Regions from separate parts of the Mus musculus genome. Here region 2 is linked to region 1. Evidence: chromatin loops called from intact Hi-C (ENCODE). Cell type or tissue: left cerebral cortex. All regions are shown on one strand.

Evidence for each region. A loop is a pair of places that touch in the nucleus more often than their neighbours do. Peaks named below come from ENCODE experiments on the same cell type or tissue, not always from the same donor. Only the 100,000 strongest peaks of a DNase experiment are listed, where the experiment ranks them.
Region 2: it touches region 1 in a loop (2.9-fold over the local background); 6 of 42 quality-filtered maps call a loop at or near these places.

The regions. Positions count from the first base shown.
Region 1 is chr6:98,521,066-98,529,065 of GRCm38, reverse strand. Gm32783 (a long non-coding RNA gene) reads right to left here. Exons shown (of 3, transcript XR_377905.2): 3 at 7,125-7,389. Among named protein-coding and RNA genes, the nearest start is that of Gm32783, 7.4 kb to the right of the region's middle. In left cerebral cortex, a CTCF peak has its summit at 3,608 (motif pointing left); DNase peaks (open chromatin) are centred at 2,890 and 3,584.
Region 2 is chr6:98,100,776-98,108,775 of GRCm38, reverse strand. No RefSeq gene overlaps it. Among named protein-coding and RNA genes, the nearest start is that of Gm32592, 120 kb to the left of the region's middle. In left cerebral cortex, CTCF peaks have their summits at 1,515 (motif pointing left), 3,361 (motif pointing left) and 4,138; DNase peaks (open chromatin) are centred at 881, 1,327, 3,341, 4,084 and 2 more places; H3K4me3 peaks cover 787 bases; H3K27ac peaks cover 901 bases.

The DNA of each region.
Region 1 (8,000 bases):
CAATTCAAGCTATCTCAGGTCAAAGAGATGGCTCAGCAGCTAAGAGCTTGCCTTGCTTAAGGACCTTAGTTTGATGTCTAGAACCCACATTAAAAAAGCCAGGCATGGTGGAAGGAACTTGTCACCTCAATACTATGGTGGGGGTGGGGGTGGGGTGGGGGTGGAGAAGTGTGGACCATTGGATTCACTTACCAGCCTGCCTGTTTGGTGAGCCCCAGGTCATTGAAACATTCTTTGTCAAAACACAACTGGACAGAACCTGAGGAGTAGCAGCTGAGTGTGGCTTCTGACCTCCAAAGGGATACACACAGATCTGTATGCATAGATATACTTTCACACGCAAGAAAGAACACTTACACTCACAAACACTACACATTAAAAAAAAAACACACACACACACACAACAACACAAATCCATTCTGATTCTCTCCGGGGGAAGCTTTTTGGTCTAAGCGTGAATTTGGCATGTAGATTGTGGTTATATGGAGTTGAACCTGGTCTTCAAAAGAAGACATCTGTGACATACTCTAGCCAACTTCTGGGAAACACTGTTTCCAGAATCTCTACGTTTCCAAAGGATTTCTGTTTGCAAGCTTAGCAAAATTTTCATGTAAAATTTCCCAATAATTCATATTTTAGAATCAATGCCAGACACCCTGGATGAGCTGGAGAAAACCCATCTAGACATTAATGGCTAACCCTGTCTCTTGCCCAGTAAGACACAAATATTAACACACAAGCAGCCTCTTTGATTATCATTAGCTTTACCAGGCTTCATTATCATCATTAGCTTTGGCTACTGGTAGCAAAACAACACATCCTGGAGACTCTCCACAAGTCTGTGTCAGACTCAAGCTCATCTCCCGCCCTAGCAGTCTGGGTACTCAAAACTAACTGTGAGCTCTGTCGTAGGTGACTTCTCCTTTACCTGAATAGAACTCGGCTTGGCCAGCCAGGTCAATCTATTATCCTTAAAATGAACTAACAAAACTACGCATGTGCTCGGCAGTGGGGGAATGACTTCTTCATAAGGAACAGATTAAAAAGGGTCCAAGTGTCTGCTTATATGTGCGAAGCCTGTTCTCTGAGATGAATGCAGTTTCGTGTTATCGTAGAACATGCATGAAGATACAATGACAGAATTACAATTTCTGGAGGGGACTTGGGGAAAAAGAGACAGTCCCATTCAGTCAGAAGGCGAGGTGTGTTGAATGCTGAGAAGTCTCGGAATCCCCTCCACCCAAGCTCTGTTCTCTAGCACTGAGACAAGAGAGACGGACACACCCTCTCTGAGCTCCATTTGCTCTGTGGAAATAAAGATTAGCTCAGTAAATCACACGCACGCATCACGTAACAAGTGTCATTATTACCATTGCCATAAGATGCTTGTAGAAAAGTAGTCCAGGGAAGAGACCCCCCCCCCCCAGTTCCATGACAAGCATGCGTCCATATAGTAAACTTGATGTCAGAATCCAGGGCTTCCCTCTCAAAGACTGACATGGAGAAATAATAAAAACAAAAACCAAAAAGCAAAAAATAAAAACCAAACCAAGCCAAAAGCAATCACGAGAACTCTTGCTACATTGCCCCCGATACAGCAAATGTTGAGAAGACTGGCTATTACATTACAATGGCTGAGGGTAATCTGGTGACATTAAACATGAAGATAATTCAGTCTTTTTAATTGGCAATATTTTTATTATGATATCTGGCTGGGAGCAAAATGGGAAAAATAAAGAGTTTGGATCGTTTTCTTTTAGACTTGCATCTAAGCGATGCGAAGGGAAGCAGGTACCAAAGTTGATGCTTCTTTAGGGTTATGAACAAGAAGGTTTTTTTTCTGCCTGGTAAACTCACGGGGTGAAATCTCATCCCTTGATCTTCAAAGTGTGACAAAGAGCTATTGATTGAGAGCATATTGTCATTTAAATTACAATTAGGGATGGGTGAAAGGTGGTTATTCAACAATTCAAACCTTTCTTTGAATGCTGTCAAGGACGACATAACCTTAACCCAAACACACTTCGGAAACTCCGAAGTTTCAGCGCGTCTAAAATCAATGCGCTCTTCTTAAAGGAAAAGCATCGTGTCATTACACTTGACGTCGCATTCAGTGGTGAAGTTCTTTCAGTGAGCACTGCTCTCGGTCACACAAAAAAGCCCGTGTCTTTACATGACTCTAACACTGCGTGTGAACTGTGAGATGGAATAAAGATGTCCCACCTCCCTCCCTAGCGCAGTTCCTGGTACATACATCTTTAAAAATTAAGTGCTGCAGAGATGATATATGTTTCCATTTAGAACATTTTAAGGAGGACACTGTTCCTCTGACTGTTAAAATCACTCAGAACTTTAATGTCTTTTATTGCCTGCAAAACAATCTTCAGTCCTGAAGGCGTTAGGCTTTGGGTATTTTTACCCAGCACAATGAGACGTCTGTGCACGTGTGTGCATGTGTGTGCCGTTATCACTGATCCTTGCGTCTTGCCAGATGATACTTCATAAATAATTTGCTTTGATGTGGCAAGCACATGTGTACTCATGTGTACAAGCAAATATGCTGTGCCTCCACTGGCAAAACACTCCAATCCATTCTGACATTTTTGGTCCAGCCATGTTCCCTGCAGTTTTCCTGAGAAAGCAGACAGCAGACACTGTGGCTCAGATCTGCTCTACGGAATAGCATTTTGAATTTGTTTTGCTAACCGTCTTCTCTCTGTCTCTCTACCATGCATGTATCCATACCTATGTTTCATTCCAGGAATGGCGTGCATTTGACAGGATGACATATTATGTCAGATCAGAGTCTGGCAGTCTCGTCCTCAGGGCCACCACGATACTGGCAGCAGAAAGTCGTTGAAAGATCCAAGGTCAGCCCGCGCTCTATGGCCTCCCATCTCTTTGTCATGTATGAGGCGTGCATTCAGATGCACACTTGGGTAGTCTGACACAGGAGGTCATAGTACAAACTCAGGTGTACACCATGTTAGGGGTGCACTGCCCAGGCAGGTGGAGGGCCCCTTGGTGGGTGGAAATCTACCTGCAAACTTCTGCTGCAGCTCTCAGTTCTCTTCGTGACATTTCTTTCTGACCCATGAAGACATACTATTCAAGTACGGTGTCCAGTGGAGCCACAGTCTGTCGCCACATCTGCTAAGCAAATAGTAACATCCAATGCTACATTTTATCTGGGAGCCGAGGAGGGAAAAAAAAATCACAGGATAACACCTTTAGAACTAGGAAGTGTGTGTGTGTGTGTGTGTGTGTGTGTGTGTGTGTTGTGTGTGTGAATCGAAGTTTCATGGTCAGATAACAGGATCTCATCAAAATTTCCTAAGGATCCAGGGTAAGGCTGAGGAGAAGAAAGGGGCACTGCACAAACAGCAATACATGACACCCAAACTTTAAAGGTTCCTCCTTCTGTGAGCAGGGAAAAACTAATTAACGGTTCCATTGCGACTAGCTTACATTTACTAATAAAAACTATTTGAATGGCAAAACAGAAATTTGAAGCCAGAGTAGGTTTTACTAGTATTCGGGCAGATATGGCATCCAAATGTTTAGAAAAGGAACTCGGAGAGATTCATGGCATCTGGGGGGAAGTGATGCTCTACTGCCGCCTTGTGGACGGTCTCAAAGTAGTGAGTCTTTTTTTTTTTTTTCTTTTTTTCCCCTGAACCAGCCCCTAATTTATGAGCCTTGTCAATAAGAGAACCAGACACACATGCATGTGGAGCAGATTAAATATTAATAGAGTTTAGTCAGGAAAAATTATTTTAACCAAAGGAGATCTATAAAGAGTCTGCAAATGATTTTGCACTATATTTCAAGAAATTCTCGATACACACACGTGTGTACACACCCACACCCACAGCCACGCAAGCCAGGCACAAAGCATGGCAGACTTAAATACTAAACTAGAAGTTAGTCGGAATAATGCCGTCTTAGTTGTTTAAAAAAAAAAAAAACCCCGGGGAGTTCTGTTCACGTTTTGTGAAATTTTGTCATTATGTTTCAAGAAAATTGGGGGAAATCTGTTAATTGTCATAGAATTAAATGCAGCACCAGAAAAGAAAAGGATGAGTTAAAAAAAATAAAAATAAAAATAAAAAAACTGGACATATTCTGGGGTTCTGTCCAGCATTTCAACTTCAAGTGTTTATTTAAACATAACTTGAGTTTATAAACTTGTTTCCCAGGGAGATTTATAGTGCTTTTTGATTTGGCTGCATTAGAAGAGCCCGGCTTGACTTCCCTGCTACAATGTGTTCCTATAAACCACCTTCCCGCAGGCTGGTGTGGACTGTGTCTCTGCACTGCATCCATCTGTGGTCACAGACAACTGCCCATGGAGATGCTCTGTGCAGGCTGGCCACAGAGGTCAGTCAAATGGATGTGGGGATTCTTTCAGCATCCCAGCCCCAGGACTTGTTGATATCCCAGCAGCACACGTTCAGTGACATCCCTCTTCCTATTATTCAGCTGTTGGACGAATGGTGGAAATGTCTCAACAATCCATTAATAAAAAAGATGATTTTACTCTTAGAGTAGAAAAAAAAAATCTTATTTAAGATGGAAGAGAAAACCAAATTTAGGGTTTTAATTAAAGGCCTTAAAAAAAAAACACCCTGAATTCAGCGAGAAGACAAATAATCTGAGATTTAATTCAGTTTTCAATGATTTTTTTTTTACAGTCCCTATTAAGTCATTACTTTTTTTCCATGCAGGGGAAACATTTTCAGTTGAACTGTATGAAAGTCAGATACCACAGTAATCTAAATATCACTCTGTAGTCCTGTATTTTAATCATTAGTCTTTCTTCCCTTATTTTGGTTTGACGGAAGAAAAGCATATACAGAACGAATCTGCAAATGAAATGATCCAAAGCCACACTCTTGACAAACAGTAATCGGTGCTCTATTGGCAGCACACGGGTTAGTTAATTCTGTGATTCTTTTCTCTTCCAGTGGAATGTGACAAACATTCAAGCCATGTCACTTCATCCTTCGGTCCCATTGTTGAAGAAGTAGGGAAGACTATATGATCATCCTAAAATGTATTGTTTCCCCGTTGTTGTAGTGAAGGGGATGCTGTATGCTTGCACTGACCTGAGAGGATCCTAATTGCCCATCCTTCCAGGGGCAGGGAGGACCTCACTCTCATGCACGCTGTGTTTCTGAAACTCCTTGTATTCTCATTATAGTGTATGCCTTGGTTGTATTGTCATCTCTTATTTCACACACAAGAAAGTAGAGCCTCAGAGAGGTTAACTGAACCAGCCAGGATCACACAGCTTTTCAATGTGTACTTAGTTCCAGGGAACCAAAGTATAGCTCACTATCTCTCCATAGTTGGCAATGCTGGGCCAAATATTATTCAAAATATTCAAATACTTAACAAATGAGAAATGTGTCTATTGGTCAAGTGTATTTTCTGTGATTGATTAGTGAGTTAAAGACTCTTGTATAATCATGTCACACCCAGGACATTGATAGTCCACTGGAACTGAATGCATGATGACAGACACAGCTCTTAAACATATGATGGCGTACAAGACTCACCTGCTTGTGACTGAGCAGCTTGGAAATCTAGAGAAACTCCAACAGCTCTGCTCACGTCTCTTTCTGGGAACACTCAGAATTACGTATGCATCACCGTAGCTTTCTTCTTTAGGTAGGCAGGTGCACCGAGGAGCTTAGCATGAAGCAGCTGATGTCCCTAACTCACCATGGCGACTGCCATTGCACCAGGCCAAGGGAATACAGGCAAACAGGTAATAACGACACAGGCAAACTAAACTGAAATCTTCACAGCCCCAGGCACCCTGCTCAGGAATGCTGAGGGATACTTGAGTATTATCTGAGTCTTTGAGAATAGAAGCCTCTGAGCAGGGGATATTCATATGCAAAGACAAGCTTGGGTATTTCAGAGCAGAAAGATGTGTGTGTGTGTGTGTGTGTGTGTGTGTGTGTGTGTGTGTGTGTGTGTGTGTATGTTCAGGGTAGGAAAAAGGTAACAGCTTTTAAAAGCACTAACCCCAAAGCAGGAGGAATGTGCCCTGAGAGGGAATGTTGTGATAGACTCTGTGTTCCGTAGAGAGTTTGATCACAAGTGTGAGTAACCTTAATTCAGGGTGGAATTGGGAAATGAGAAATTCTTTCCCTTCTCTCTGTCCTTCTCCCCTCCCTAGCTCTCTCCTGCCCTTTCCTTTTTCTTCTTTTTTTCTCTTCCTACCTCCATCCCTTACTTCCTTCATTTCTTTCCTCCCTTCCTCCATTCCTCCTTTCTTTCCTTCTTCCTTTCTCTTCTATGTACTTCCCTTTCTGTCTTTCTTCCTCCTTCTACCTCTTCCTCCTGTCCTCATTTCTCCTTCCTCATCCTCTCTTAACCTCCTTCCTCCTCCCTCTTTCCTTTCTCCTTTCTTTTGTTCTATTCTTCCTTTGTCATCTTTTTTTTTTTTTTCTGTGAAGCAACTAGAAGTTTGGACTCTACTCTGCCATGCTGTCAAGTTTGATGTAGATGTCATCCCATTGTGGGATGCTCTACACTGAACTCTCTTCCATATGGATGATCACCTCAAGGGAAACTCCAACTATGGGCAAAAATGTTATATAGATGGTGAAGTAAGGCCTTTTAGGGCCAGCACCTTCCCATGTTTCAAATAAAGAGGCTATGGCAAGAAGCGTGTGCTAAGCACCATGAGAACACTCCAAGCCTGGACTCTCCCACCTAAGCCATATGCCTGTAGGTGATCCAGGGAACATGGAAGCTGTTGGCTCAAGGTTTAAATATGGTCCATCTTCACCTAATACTCAGAGTCTAAGACACTCCATTGACATTAGAATTGATGTCTGGATGAGCCAACACACAACCTCCTTCAGTAATAATTCTTCTGAATTTAAATTTAATTTAAAGTGTAAGATGTACCGTAATAAGTTTAGGGTTCTTTTTCTTACCCAAGGAGCACATACTTGGTCCATGTCTGAGAATGCACAATGAATCAAACAGTGAAAAAAGAACTCCAAAAAACCTGTAATTGATCCACACACATGCATTTAGAAAGGCAGAACCGCCTCCGAAGCAAGGATACTTTGGGGTATTCCGAGGAATGCTGTCCTCAAATCCCTCTCGTTCACTTTTGCTCGGTCTGTGTTTCTTCTTCTGTTAATGCAGGCCAGGAGGAGTCATACCAAGACAGTAACAAGAAAATGTCAGAGACGCATTCGCTGTTCTTTCCCCCAAACGCTTCCATTGCGTGGGCCTCTAATATCTGTAGCTCTCGCTGTGTCGTCATTGCTTCGCTGGAATGTTTGTGTTATTAGAACCACATTAGGCAGTAAGCAAAAACACGTGCCCAGAAGCCTCCTTAGGAGATCTGTGCATGTTTTCCTGGAGTGGGAACAAAAGAGTAATGGGCAGCAGCATCCAGCAACTTAGCCTCATCTCTATCCTATTAGGATCCTATCCTCAGGAGAGCACTCTGGATTTGAAAGCTATTTGCAAACTGCTTTTTTTGCTTCCCCCCTCCCCCACGTAATTTCTCACAAAGCAGTTGCAGCATACAGGAGGTGGGGAAAACATAGAAAGTCTCGACTTGAATGGGTTCTTTATTTTTCTCCCTCCAAAATGACTGCTGAGTGACAAGAATACTGAGCGAGGTTGTGATTTGTGCTTTTTCGTTTAGTAATGGAGGAGATTTTTCCATTTGGAGCTTTTAGCTTGTGGGAACGACTTTGAAATTGATGATGTACCTTGATTAGCTGGGATTATCGTAATGTGCTGAAACAAAGTCTTGTCACAGGGTTTTTCCCCTCCTGATACAGTAAACTGCATGTCATCTTGACTGAAGAACATAAATACAGTCCACTGACATGTAACTTCATTATATGCCTAAGCTCAATAGTGTTTGAAGGCCTCTTACTAGAGAGACTTCATAAGTTTGTGATACTTAGGTTAGAACATTTATTCATTCACTTATTGAACATTTTATCAGTCAAGCA
Region 2 (8,000 bases), 420 kb after region 1:
CCTACCTCAAGGGGTCGTGTGCACTCCTGTAAAATAGGAAAAATAAGATTGACTTTTAACAGAGTTTCAGTTTATATTAAGTATCCCACGAGTAAACAGTCACCGCCTTTGCAGTTAAAAAATGTCCTTTGGAGTGAATTTGATTAAATTCTATACATGGTTTTCTTCCTTTAAAATAGAAGTCTCCCCACAGCCCATGCTGGATTTTTGTTTGCTTCGTTGTGGGTTTGTTTCATTTTTAGTGTCTTTTTTTTTTTAACTTTCCTGTCCATTCTAGATGCGCTTCTAACCATCAGACCAGAAGTCATTGGATGACAGACACTACAAGTGTCTTATTGGACACAGAAAATGAAAACAAAGCACGGAACCAGGTAGGACAAAAAGAACCCCTAGGCTTTCCTACCATATCTTATAATTTTCCAGTTGGCTTAACCACTCAACATATTTAAGTAACCAACCGACATATTTATTTAACATTCGGCAGATGGACATGACAGAAACACCATGATTTTTCAGATGTACTTTTTCTACTGAAATACCTCCTTTATGCCAGGATCCCAACAGGTTCTGAAGGTAAATCTGTCCTTACCTGCTGGTTTGCCAGCCCCGGAGTCTTGCACAACCTAAACATGTCCATTCCAATTAATTTAAAACTCTGACATTAAAGCGGAAATCAAATCATTCTCTCGAATCTATTTTTTACCCACAGCATAAAGGAGACTATTTTACATGTTAATAGTAATCTGATGTGGTTGTATAAATCTGATATAAATATGATCCTCTGTTTGGAAATGATGTTAATTTAGTTTAAAATGGAGATTACATTTCAACTTGTAAAGGGGCGGGGTGGAATATTAGCATCCCTGCCTGTTACATAATTTCCCTTTACACTACACAAGTGTGACTCAGAATCTTTTCTGAGCCTCTTTGTCCAAAGATTTCCCATTCTTCTCATAAGAAAAAGAACTTCTGTATTAATGACGAGTTAAGCAGGTGGAAGAAATCCTTAAAAAAAAAAAAAGATTAACACCAACACCATAAATGCATTTTTAAAGAAACATTTCAAGTTACAACGTAATAAACTGAGCAGAATGTCCTAAGAATGTCAAACTGGGCACTGTAAAAATAAATGTTACTCCCATGGAAAAGAAAAAGTCTGCATATTTATGTAACATTCAGCAGATGGGCTTGATATTAATATAGGGTTTTCGGTTGTGCTTTTATAGCTTCTAGATTTTTCTTGCCTAACTTGGCAACCGGAGGCACCATTTGAGTTTTGGATTTGGACAATGCTGCAACAGATGTCCAGACCAATAAACTAAACTCCTTAAGGGCTCTGCTTAATTTGTGTAATTGATCAATTTTGGTTGCATAGGCCTCAGCTCACCAGCGTGTAACTGCTTTCCACAAACGCTTTGCAGTTGGGATTTCGTTCCATATGTTTCAGGAGTTTATGGGCTCTCTCTTTGATAGCACTGCAAACAGAACAGGGTCTGTGGTGACACCTGTTGGCAACAAGCAGGGAAAAACAATGTCACTGGTGCTCAGAATTCACAGCCTTGGCTTATTGACACTTGGGGCCAACTCCTTATGGTGGTGGTTGGGGGGGGGGGGGGTTGTGCTGTGTGTGCATCGTCAGAGCTTTAGTGGTATCCCTAGTCTCTGGTTCCAAATGCTAGATGCACCATGTCCCGGACACATGACAACCTACAGTGTTTCCAGGCTGTTTGAAATATCCCTTCCAGGGCACAGGAGAGGGATAATGGGATGGGCGTCGGGGGTTAATGTGACTCCAGGTAGGAACTCTTACAGTACAATGGATACTTCTCAAAGAGCCACAAACTAGATAGCTAAAGATTAAAAATAACAACAACAAAAAAGGGGGTGGGGCTTGCACAGTCATAGAAGCATGAAAACCTGAGCTGGAGACCCAGACTCCGTGTGGAAAATCGTAGGCATGGTTATGTGCATGCAGAATTCCCGTATGGAAGAAGCAGAAGCAGACTAGAAGTAGCTAACCCATCAGACTAGATCATTACTGCTGCGCTCCAGACCAATGAGAGATGCCGTCTCAAATAAAGGGAACAGCTCCTGGCTAACCGTCAGTTGCCTTCCAACCCCCTCACATCCACCAGCACCCTTACACATGCGTGCATCCTCATATACAAGTTCACCTGCAACTCCCCACATTATAAGCACGAAATAAAAACTGAAAAGAAAATAAACTTTTACCTCACCTTGGCACGTCTCAATCTAATCACAGTTTCACAGGAAACTCGTGGCAACTTCTGCCTGGCCCAGGATACCTGCGGCACGTGCTTCCGGCCCCAGTCTCCTCACGGCACTGGGGTGTGTGGTAATTAAGACATGGGTTTTGAAGCTCAACTCTAAGTGTTCATCACTCACCTATTAAACTTGCCAGAGTTGCTGTGTTAATTATCTCGTTTCCTTGATTTAGCATAATACGGCCTGCAGCCTGTGACAGAAATTAAAGGAAAGACCGGTGACCTCTTTTGTGGTTGTGCTAATAAGTACATGATAATAAATTAGTTTTCAATTTTCAGAAGACTTAACATGGTTTAAAAAAAAAAAAAAGAAGAAGAAGAAGAAAGAAAAGTGGAGCAAGAACGAGATGCACAAAGTTGATACCAGATAGTGGATCAACTCTGAATTTCCTCCACGGAATTTCCCAACCAAGGACAGAGGGAAAGTTAAACAAACTGCACGGTTGCTTTGTTGGCTTGGAACATTGCTGATAATTGTAAAGGAGAGAGAGGCTGAGACCATCCGTGGATATATTAACAATCTATAAAAGCCCATTCGTGCAATTCTTTCTGAGGAGGAAAAGACTTTGAGACACATGCTGAACACAGGCACCCGTAGATACGCCATGCGCAAAAGCCTTTTTTTTTTCCGCGGGAAGACATAACGATTTGAAGTGCTTCTACTAATATGAGAATAAAAACACAGGCAAGGAAATCGCTTCCTCCAGTACCACAGCAGTGCCGTGACTTCTTGGCGTGTTTTGTGTCTCTCTTACATCTGCTCCCTGCCTCTAACAGCTTTCTTCCTTTGGCTGGCAAAACGCAAATAAGAATGTACAGGAAGCCTGGCCCCACTCTGATGTACAATAATATTTAGCTAATTAGAAGAATCCTCCAGCTCATTACGCTAGACAGTAAGAAGGAAGACACCACATGAAAGCGTGACACTTGCTGAGCCCTAGGATGGTGTCAAAGCTGAACTGGCATCACTTTCTCCCATTTCTCTATAAACTTGGTCCGAGTGCAATTTCATTCCTTTTTCCCCACTGGGTTTCACTTTGAGAAGCGATTGCTTGAACACTGTGCCATCTTCTGGCCAGATGGTGAACTGCAGGTTCTTAAAGCTGACAACAACTGCCTTCAGATATAAATTATCATTTTAAGAGAGCATATTAGCTACATTCAAATACAGGCTATTTTATTTCTGATCAGCTTCGATGGACCAGTGTCTTAGTACAGTGCTTTTCTTTGCTCCAAATGTTCAATTAATGTTTAAATCGCACAACTATCTGTCAGAAGCCACAAAAATATTTGCTTGGCTCTTGGAACTAGAGCCCAAACAAGTATGGGAAGTTCTATGACCTTCTGAGATCTTAAAATCTAGTCATATAATTATAAAATGTGAAATATGTGAAATCTGAACAGTACAGATACGGAGTATAAATGACATTTGTGGAAACAAAACAAAACAAAAACAAACAAACAAACAAACACCACAGGGACCTTGTAGGAAAGATATCTTTTGCAAGGAGCTTTGAATGACAACAGAAACACGCTCAAGGTGTGCTGGGTGCTGAGAACCTTACAAACAACACCTTAACTGTCCCTCGAAGCAACCACAGTTTGCTGATACACGTCCTGCAAGGGAGATGAAAAGGCTAACACTCAGGCTGTGCTCTGAACCTATTGTGCGCTGTGCCCCCATGACAGGAGTCAGATTCACAGACAAGAAGACAGATGAGAAGTAGAGTCTGCAAAAGGATGGAGGTGGATGTATCCTGGCTGTCTAGAATTTCCATGTAAGAAGCATTTTTAAAGGAAAATCTGTCTGAGGGAAGTGTGATTGATTGGACTCGGATATGGCTCATGTGTGCCCCCTAATGTTCATGTACTCTAAACTTGGTCTTTTATGTGGAGGCACTGAAAGGTATGGGAACTTGTGACAGCTAGTCTTGGTTGTCAACTTGGCTACATTGGGAATTAACTAAAACCCAAATGGCTGGGAACACCTGTGAGGGACTTTTTTTCCTTAATAAAAGCATTTGAAATGGGAAGACCCACGTTTGATTTGACTCTTCTGAGGTGGAAATGGCCACCTCTCACCTTGGCCATTCCTTCTGATGGCAGCCTGTATAAAGGACATGGAAGAAGAGAGCTTTTGCTCTTTGCCTGCTTGGTCTAGCTCTCTCTGCTAAGTCCTTCACTGGCATTAGTAGAAATAGAATTTCTACTTCTTTGGAATGCTGGCATATCCTGAAGACCAGCTGGGATATCTAGCCTCATGGACAAAACAACTACTGGATCCTTGGACATTTGGAGACAGCCATTGTAGGACTAGCTAGACCACAGCCTGTAAGATATTTTAATGATCTACCCCCTCTATCCAGATATAGACTGAGATAGATGATATAGATAGATTCAATCTAGAAGTTCTATTCTGCTAGAGAACACTGACTACTAAAGACCTTTAAAGACATAGAACTAGTATAAGGTAAGTATGTCACTTAGGAGTCACCCATGGAATGGATTGATGTAGCTCTCATAAGACCTCAGTTAGTTCTTTTGAGAGTGAGCTGTTATTAAAAAGTAAACAAAACACAGACCTTAAGTTTTGTGTTTATATTTGTTTGTTTTCATGTCACTGAAGGTCCTTTACGAGACAAACAGGTTATCTCCAAAACTATAGGCTTTAAAAAAAAACAAATACACAACCTCAGGTATTTTTTTATAGCAGCATGAAACAGACCAATACAGTGCTAAGCAACTCAATTGTGGCTGTGTTTCTGGAGGAAGCCCACAGATCTGAACTCGATAAAGGAAGAACACCGATGGGCATCATGAGAAGGGCTGACTGTCAAGGTACTCGTGGCTGCTGCCACTGGGACTATGCACCTCTGCATATTAAAGAAGAGCAAGAAACCCTATGAAAGTGTCTTCGTGGTTCAAGGCAATCACAGGAAACCCATCTGTAGGCAGGTTGGAAAAAAAGCACAGAGAGAGAGAGAGAGAGAGAGAGAACACAGAAATGTTCACAAAGTTGCATTGAGTGGGGAGATACAATTCATGTAGAATAATGATCCTATGCAGATACTGTAGAAAGTTCATCTGTTCTCAAAGAGAGGAGAAAAGGAAAGGTGGGAAGAAGCGGGGAGATAAAAGATCCGCTGCCAATGAAGACATTTGTCAAGGAGAAGGAATGAGAGGAGCCACGGTGGGAAAGCAGTACAAAGAACATGGTGGGGGCAAGGGCAGAAGCTGGGGTCCCTAGTAAAGGATAAAGAACTTCCAGGTAGTTCTGTGCTCGTGCTTAAGAGCAGATTCACACACGGAAACAGAAAGCAGGAGGTGAAATGAAAGTTTCAGAAATAAGAGAAAACGCACACTTTAGAGGCACTATGTTCCAGAAGCTATGGCAGAATATCCAACTTGCAACTGGAGTCGATACTCACAGCTTGCTTTGGAGGGGATAGGGGTGTTATGCCTGAAGTCACAGATGTGGAAGTCATTAACACCGGAGCCAGAAAGGAAGGCATATGAATTATTAGGAAGAAACCGGGCAAGAAAACAGGGCTTGAAACAGAAAAGATACTAGAGAGGACAGAAAAATCAAAATGGCTGATGTGTACTAGGGGACTGGGTCGCTGAGAATACATTTTCTTTGTAACTGACATTCATGAATTCAGTATCCACTGTGTGTCAGTCACAGTTTTATGGCTGTAGCTAAAACACAGAGACAGCTAAGTCTGTTTCCTCACTGGGCTTAGGTTTTAAGAAAATGGAGAGAGATAATAAAGAAAATAGTATATTAAGTGTAACCATACAGACTTGCAAGTGTAGCCAAAAAGGGCTTCAAGCACTCTATATTGCCCAGGTTGAGTTTAAACTTCCAATCCTCCTGCCTCCACCACCCATGTGCTAGGAACATAAGCATGTGCCACCATGCCTGTTTTGGACAGTGCTGGGTATTGAACCCAAGACCTTGTGCATGCTGAGTGATGCTCTACCAACTGAGCAGCACCCCTGCCCTTTGGCTGTTTCTGGTATACACAGCATGTGATCTCCTGTGGTTTCCTCTAACATGATATCAGGTGATGCTTCATGTAGTGTGGGAAATCAAGCAGGCTCAGGAAGAGGAATGTGGCAGAGCACAGGGACTGTCTTCAATGCAGAGGTCAGAGCAAGCTACTAGCACAAGCCTGGGCAAAGGCCTCAGTGGAATGGGGGACATGTGCACTGAATGTGTAAACATCACTCATCCTTTCTGGGAAAAAAAATGATGGAGTCAAAGGACCGAGGCTGCTGGCAGAATCAAGCGCAAATCTGCCAAGGTAAAAGATTCTTGCCCAGCAAGAGCAGTGGAAAAGACACCCCCGAGGAGGCTCAGGTGGGCAGAGTGTGACCATGGCAGAAACTGATAGAGCCAGCTTCAGAAAGACTCTCTTCAAAGGACTGGAAATGAGAGTCCAGGCAGCCAAGACTGCTCGGTCTGAAAAGCATTGCCCTCACAAGCAAGAGCCTGGGTTGGATCCCTGGGAAATGTCTTTTGTGGTGACTTGTCTGTGCAATCCCGGGGTCCTGGAGATGCAGCCAGGTGGATCCCTGGGGGTCACTGGTCAACCAGTGGCTCTAGCCAAACTGATGTGCTCTAGACCAACAAAAGAATGTTTGACACTGGTATCTGAATTACTTGGCCCTTGACATTCTCCATTCTCTTTGTCTCTGTCTCTGTCTCTCTTTCTCTGCGTGCGTGCGTGCGTGCGTGCGTGCGTGTGTGTGTGTGTGTATTTGTCCATCTGTCTGTGTCTTTGTCTCTGTGTCTCTGTCTGTCTGTCTTTGTCATCTCTCTGTGTGTCTCTGTTTCTATCTGTCTGTCTGTGTCTCTCTGTGTGTATGTGTCTGTCTGCCCAACTCTCTGCCAATGTCACTGTCTCTCTATTTCTGTCTCTCTCTGTCTTGCTTTCTCTCTCTCTCTCCTTAAAAAATGTGTAAATGCCCAGCCCAGCCCAGGCACTGTAAACTAAAACTACAGACAGGTAAGGAAATGAATAAGAAGGGTTGGCCAGATGGAACTGAGACAAGCTGGGAGCACCCTGCCGTGTCCATGGGGCATCACTGGGCTTTAACTTAGATGCTAAATGTAGAAGCGCTCTGATAGTGCAAGACAAGCTAAAAGAGGGCTTCTCCAGGCTGACTCTTGGTGTGTATGCTGTTAGAAATTGGAAAGAATTTTAACATGCTCTGTGGGCCAAGGAAAACACATCTGCAGTCCAGATGGGGCCTGTGTGGTGCCAGTTTGGGACCTCTGGCTTAGAAGGAAGATGTTAGAACAGTCTCGACACTTGGTCATGGCTCTGAGCTACTGATTTCCCGTCACATTCTTCTCTAAAGGCCCACCTGGAGATCTTGCCTAGCCAGAATGCCTACCCCCTCCACACACAGAGACCCCTCTGACTACCATGCCTTGCCTTCCTGAGTGCTGGGGGCTGTAACTCAAGTTCTCACCTCTTCATAGTGTAACGACCCCCTCTAATGCTCTCTCGCGCAGGCTTCTGGACACTTCCTATGGTGCATTTCTTTCCATTTACCTCAGTCTCTGGACAGAAATATTTGAATGGCTTTCTCACTGGCTGTGAAGTCCAAAAACTTCATCTGACCTGAATTCATAAGCTTCCCAGATATGCTCACCCAAGGACATCTTTTCTCGGTGGACAAATTATAGATGCCTGACAATCTGTG